2 separate regions of the Homo sapiens genome follow, and region 1 is linked to region 2. The links are chromatin loops, found by intact Hi-C in ENCODE. Cell type or tissue: PC-9. All regions are shown on one strand. Each heading gives the region's core, and the rest is flanking DNA. Links, peaks and the distances in the headings are about the cores only.

Evidence for each region. Hi-C counts contacts between places; a loop is a spot of excess contacts. Peaks named below come from ENCODE experiments on the same cell type or tissue, not always from the same donor. Only the 100,000 strongest peaks of a DNase experiment are listed, where the experiment ranks them.
Region 1: it touches region 2 in a loop (6-fold over the local background); 82 of 110 quality-filtered maps call a loop at or near these places.

The regions. Positions count from the first base shown.
Region 1 is chr5:141,864,864-141,867,776 of GRCh38, forward strand. PCDH1 (protocadherin 1) reads right to left here. Exons shown (of 5, transcript NM_032420.5): 3 at 1-564. Among named protein-coding and RNA genes, the nearest start is that of PCDH1, 12 kb to the right of the region's middle. In PC-9, for the core only: no CTCF peak of the experiment used is centred there; a DNase peak (open chromatin) is centred at 1,418; H3K4me3 peaks cover 421 bases; H3K27ac peaks cover 1,840 bases.
Region 2 is chr5:141,712,319-141,715,231 of GRCh38, forward strand. It overlaps LOC124901092 (a long non-coding RNA gene), which reads right to left. Exons shown (of 2, transcript XR_007058973.1): 1 at 1-2,913. The region is part of intron 2 of LOC124901093 (a long non-coding RNA gene); the gene reads left to right. Among named protein-coding and RNA genes, the nearest start is that of ARAP3, 32 kb to the left of the region's middle. In PC-9, for the core only: no CTCF peak of the experiment used is centred there; DNase peaks (open chromatin) are centred at 1,433, 1,733, 2,433, 2,763 and 1 weaker place; H3K4me3 peaks cover 2,281 bases; H3K27ac peaks cover 2,500 bases.

The sequences.
Region 1 (2,913 bases), core at 235-2,734, 150 kb after region 2:
AGTGCTGGAGAGTGGGGGGTTGCCAGAGTCCACAGCCACAATCTCAATGGTGTAGTCTTTGACCTTCTCGTAGTCTAGCGGGGTGGTAGTCTGCAGGAAATACTTCTTCTTGCTGTCACTGCCTGTCTCACTGGCCTGGCGCAGCTGGAAGGGCACATCACCTGCCACCACACAGGTGACAGCTGCATTCTCTCCCTCATCTCGGTCAGACACCTGCACCAGGGCCACAGCTGTCTCCTCTGCCACATCCTCTGAGATGTTAGCCATCCCATCTTGATGAGTCACTAGCCCTATGCCCCGGATCTCAATGGTGGGGGCATTGTCATTCATGTCCTTCACGGTCACAACCACCTGGGCACGGGCACTCTTGGGGTTGGTGCCTCGGTCCTTAGCAAGCACTGAGAAGCGCAGGGTGCTTAGGTCCTCACGGTCCACCGGGCCCTGAACAGTGATAAGTCCAGTGTTCCTGTCCAGTCGAAGAAGACGCCTCACAACTTCGGGCGCCTGGTGGAATGTGTATTCGATTTCTGCATTGGCACCTTGGTCTGAGTCATTGGCCTTCACCTATAGGGCAGGAGAGAAAAACAAGGAGAACAGAGATGGTTTAGATCAGGGATAGCAAATAAAGGGGCACACATGCTGCCAATGTCCTTTCCAACAAGCATGGCAGACACAGCCAATCCAACATCGCTCCCTTTCCAGAAGCCATGTGTGTCCTGCCTTTTCCCAATTCGGACATTCTGGCAGGCATTACTAACCTATTTTCCTGAAGAGCCCAGATGCAGCCTGCAAATCCTCAACAGTGCTACAGGCAACTATTGGAGATGGGACAGGGCAGAATTAAACCTCACTTGTCATTGCTGTATGGGTCCACAAAAATACCAGGAGAGGATGAGGATCCAATAGAACTAGGGAAGCCATTTCACCAATGAACCCTGCCTGAACCCTCCTGAAGAGATGGAGAGGTGCGAGTAGTAGAGGCGGTGTGTGTGCCCGTGTGAATGTGCACTACATGCACGCACGCATGCACATATGTATGTGTATGATTGTGTCAGAATGTGTGATTAAATGTGATATGTTTGTGTGAGAAGGTATATGTGTTTGTATGTGTATGATTGTGTCAGAATGTGTGATTATGTGTGATTTTTGTGTGAGAAGGTATATGTGTTTGTGCATATGTGTGTTTGCACACATGAGTAAAGACTCACATGCCCATCTGAAGGCCCCAGGTTGGGGGATTTCTTTTGAAAGAAGTCAGGTAGGGTTGTGGGTCAGAGAAGCCCTCCAGGCCGGGCCCCAGCCACCGCTCTGTCAAACCGGGGAAACCTGTTTCAGCAGCAACTTCTCCTCCCGACTGGCACCGGCTGGCGAGGCACCAATGCGAGGAATCCGGCCTGAGCCTGCAGCCAGGAGGGAGGGGTTGATGCAGGCCACAGAGCCTGCTGGCAGTGGGCTGGGCTCCCAGCATCAAACAATGAACTGTCTGTCCCTCTGCAGTCAGCGGGCACACCCTCCCACGCCAACTCCAACGCGCACTCGACTCAACTCTATACAAACATGGTTGGTAATGGGGAAGAGGACCCAGGTGGGAATGGCCATGGGGTACTACTGGGCAGGGAGAAACATGAGGGCTGGAGTTAGGTCACAGCCAGACAGAATGTGACTGCTGTGGGGAGTGAGGGGAGAATAAGCATAACTTGGCAGAGTCTCTGGGGTAACAAAACAGAAGAGTCCTGGGTTCAAATCCCAGTTATACCACTTCCCAAGTAACTATGTGACCTTGGGCCAATTATTTAACCTCCCTAAGCCTCAGTCTATGAATGTGTGAAATGGGGATAATAATGTAACCTATTTCACAGAACTGTGGTGAGCATCAAATGGGATAATACAGGTAAAAATGCCTGACATTGCCCGGCACAGGGAAAGTGCTCCCTAAAGAGCATGTATTTCTTTTTGTCTGTCCAACCATCTACCCTCCTACCCGCCTGCCTCTGAAAAATCAGTGCTAATGCAGTAGTGGGCACTGCACCTAGTGAGCCCTCAAGCCACTGCCAGTCCTCTCCTCCTTGGGAATGGGAACTCCAGCTATCCCCGCCTGGGCTTTTCCTACAGTGAAGACTCCTGGGCAATGGTTCCCCAGGTACCCTGGTCTCTGCTCACATCTCTGAGTGCCAAACCCTAACAGTTTCTCCTCCCCTCACCCCAGTCTACCTGTCATCAACTTTATGATGAGGATCCCCAGTCTCCCTTGGCTCTAGATTGGTCTTCCAGCTTATCTGTCTCTTGTCTTACCTCTCTTTGTCTCTGTGACTCTTGGCTTCTGTCTCCTTTCTATCCTTGCTCAGTTCTGATTCTTCCCCTTTCCCACAGCCTGTTTTCTTCCATCCTCTCTTTTCAGCCCTGCTGACCTCTCTGCTTACTCTCTGCCCTACTCTCCCGCTTCACCTCACTGGGAGGTGGTAAAGCTCTTACACACCTAGGCTCTGAAGCCAGACTCTTGGCTGCGGCAAAGGTGGACTCTGAACTCATTAGCTGTAGGATATCAGGCGAGTTTTCTAATCTGTTTGGGCCCGGTTTCTCATCTGCAAAATGGGGATAATACTTACCTTGTACTGTAAGGATTAAATGATATAATACACATCATGTGTTTAGAACGGTGCCTGGCACCTAGGCTATTATTATTTGCTATCCCCGACTGTCTGTCTCCCTTTTCTTTCTCAGTCTCTTTTCCAGGTCCCAGTCCACCAGGCTCTAAAAAAAAAAAAAAAGGCTGAAACTCCCACCCATCTCCCACTTTGGCTTGAGGACCCAGGACTAAGGGTTTTCCAGGATGGGTAATGGTGTCCAGGGCAGGCCGAGCCTCCTCAGCTCCCTCACATCAAAGAGAGAGGCATCTTCAGCCCATGGGGAAGG
Region 2 (2,913 bases), core at 325-2,824:
GCGATCTCGGCTCACTGCAAGCTCCGCCTCCCGGGTGCACGCCACTCTCCTGCCTCAGCCTCCCGAGTAGCTGGGACTACAGGTGCCCGCCACCACACCCGGCTAATTTTTTGTATTTTTAGTAGAGATGGGGTTTCACCGTGTTAGCCAGGATGGTCTCAACCTCCTGACCTCATGGTCTGCCTGCCTTGGCCTCCCAAAGTGCTGGGATTACAGGTGTGAGCCACCGCACCTGGCCTCCAAGTGCTTTCTATGTATTAACTCATTTATCTCCCAACCTTACGGGGTTATTATTATTATTATTATTATTATTTGAGAGGGAGTTTTGCTCTTGTTGCCCAGGCTGGAGTGCAATGGTGCGATCTCAGCTCACCGCAACCTCTGCCTCCCGGGTTCAAGCGATTCTCCTGCCTCAGCCTCCCAAGTAGCTGGGATTACAGACATGTGCCACCACGCCCGGCTAATTTTTGTATTCTTAGTAGGACAAGTTTTCACCATGTTGGCCAAGCTGGTCTCAAACTCCTGACCTCAGGTGATCCACCTGCCTTGGCCTCCCAAAGTGCTGGGATTATAGGCATGAGCCATGGCGCCCAGCCTAAGTTGCTATTACTATGCTTATTTTACACATGAGGAAACTGAGGCACAAAGAGGTCAAGGAACTTGTCCAAGATCACGAGCTTGAAGTGGCAGAGCCCAGGTTCCAGCTCAGGTTACCTGACTCCAGACCTGGAATTCATAACTGCTGCACCATCTGCCCCTGTATATCCTTTAGAATTCAGCCCAAGGGCCACCTCTCCCCCAGAGGCCTTCTCTTTTCCCTGATTGGGTCAGGAGCTTCCAGCCTTCATCTTGTGAAGTCTGCTTGTCTGTCCCCTAGGCTGGAAATTCCCAACAGCAGGGACTGTCTGCCTGGTTCAGCACTATATCCTCAAAGTCTAATACAGTGCCTGGCAGCTAGCAGGGGCTCCACATAGGCTGAAAGCCTGCAAGAATCCTGCTGGAGCACATTCCCGCCCTAGCTTCACCTTTTCAATCACAAAGACTGTAATACCCCATCATATATGGTAACTGGGGTTGAAAAAATTCAATCACATAAAATCTGGGTTTTGATTTTTATATAGTTAGTGAGAAGCGATGCTTTTTTTCTATTATACTTTAAGTTTTAGGATACACGTGTACAACGTGCAGGTTTGTTACATATGTATACCTGTGCCATGTTGGTGTGCTGCACCCACTAACTCGTCATTTAACATTAGGTATATCTCCTAATGCTATCCCTCCCCCCTCCCCCCACCCGAAGCAATGCTTTTTCATCCATCTGAATTGGCACATAAAGCCAAGATAGTAAGGCATGCTGTACACCACTGACCCTATGCTGAACTGAGGAAATTCCAGATAATCACAGGGCATTCACTTCCTGACACTCCCATTCCCTTTTGAGAAATGGAACTGGCTGTAGGACAGGAGCTCTTTGCAGCCCTTGCTCATGCTGTATTAAATTTGTGTTTCCTGTGGGGAGCATTAGGAAGAGCATTGCCACACCCGCTTTGTGCCCAATCTTGGCCACATGCTCCGAAGGTCAAGGAGCCAACAGAGTAGCTGAGAGTCAGAGGGGCCTGGAGAGCGTGAGGGGCTCTGGTCTCACTCCACACATAGTTTCTGTTCTTAAGCCATCATAACACTGTTGCCTGAGCAAACTCTTGCACCACGTGTTCACCTTCCCACTGCCAAGGGTCACTCTTGTTGACTAATTCTTTTTGAGATGATGCAGAGATAACAAGCTCTGCCTTGGGAGGGGCTGTCAAAGAAATGAAAGAGATGGACAGCTCAGAGGAGAGTAAGAGTCCCGAGGGCGGGCAGGTCCAGGCAGGCTCCTTGGAGGAGGTGGCATTTGGTCTGGCCTCTGCGCCCTGCTGGCCTTTCCCCTGTGGTTATAGAGAACACAGAAATGCCATGTGAGCCTCAGCCTAGATTTCCCTTTGAGCCAATGACAATTTGGGGAGAGGTTATGGCAGCCTCCAGGAGATGAGAAGTGAGTCCTTATCACTGAACCACTACCCCCTCAGGTGTGCAGCCTGCCCAACCCTAGCTGAGAGGTGTGGGAGCCTTACTTTCCTCACCAATAAAATGTAGATAATGATAATACCTTCCTCCCAGGCCTGTGGTGAAGATCAAATGAGAGAATGCAGGGAAAATCATCTTATATGCTATAAAAGGCTCTGACAAATGCTCATTATTTCTTCCTATTCTTCTCCTGGAATTTATCAAACACTTTATAGGCCCTGGAGGTATTTTTTTGACTCCATTCTGCATGGCTTTCTCTGGCCATGCTTCTCCTGTCTTCTCCTGCTGTACTTTAAGGGAGGCAGGATAGTGCAGTGGTTAAGGAGGGAAGAGCAGGCTGGCCTGGGTTTGAATCCTGGCTCCTCCTTTGCCTAGAGGAATGCATGACTCAGGGCAAGCCACACCACCTTTCAGAGCTCCCTTGGCTCTCTCCTGTTTATCCTGTTTAAAATGGGTATAAAAATTGAACTTAACTCATAGATTGATGTGAGGACTAAATGAGATATTTTGTGAACAGTTCTTAATACTGTGCCTGCTGAGTACTTAATAAATGTCTGCTGTGTTGTTTTTTATTCTCTCTGGTAGGTAGAAATCTACCATTTTTGAGTAGTAGGACCACTGAAAAGAGACCTCAGGCACAATTTTTACAGGCTTCCTTGTCTCCACACTCAGGAAACGGGTAGATCAAGAAGCAGATTAGGTGCTCATTCATGCAGCAAGCAGTTTTTGAGTGCCTACTCTGTGCCAGGTACTCCTAGAGCAATAGGATGATGAAATTACAGTCCCCATCACTGGGGAGCCATGCTGCAGTGAAGAAGATGTTTATTGATTCACTCACTCACTCACTCT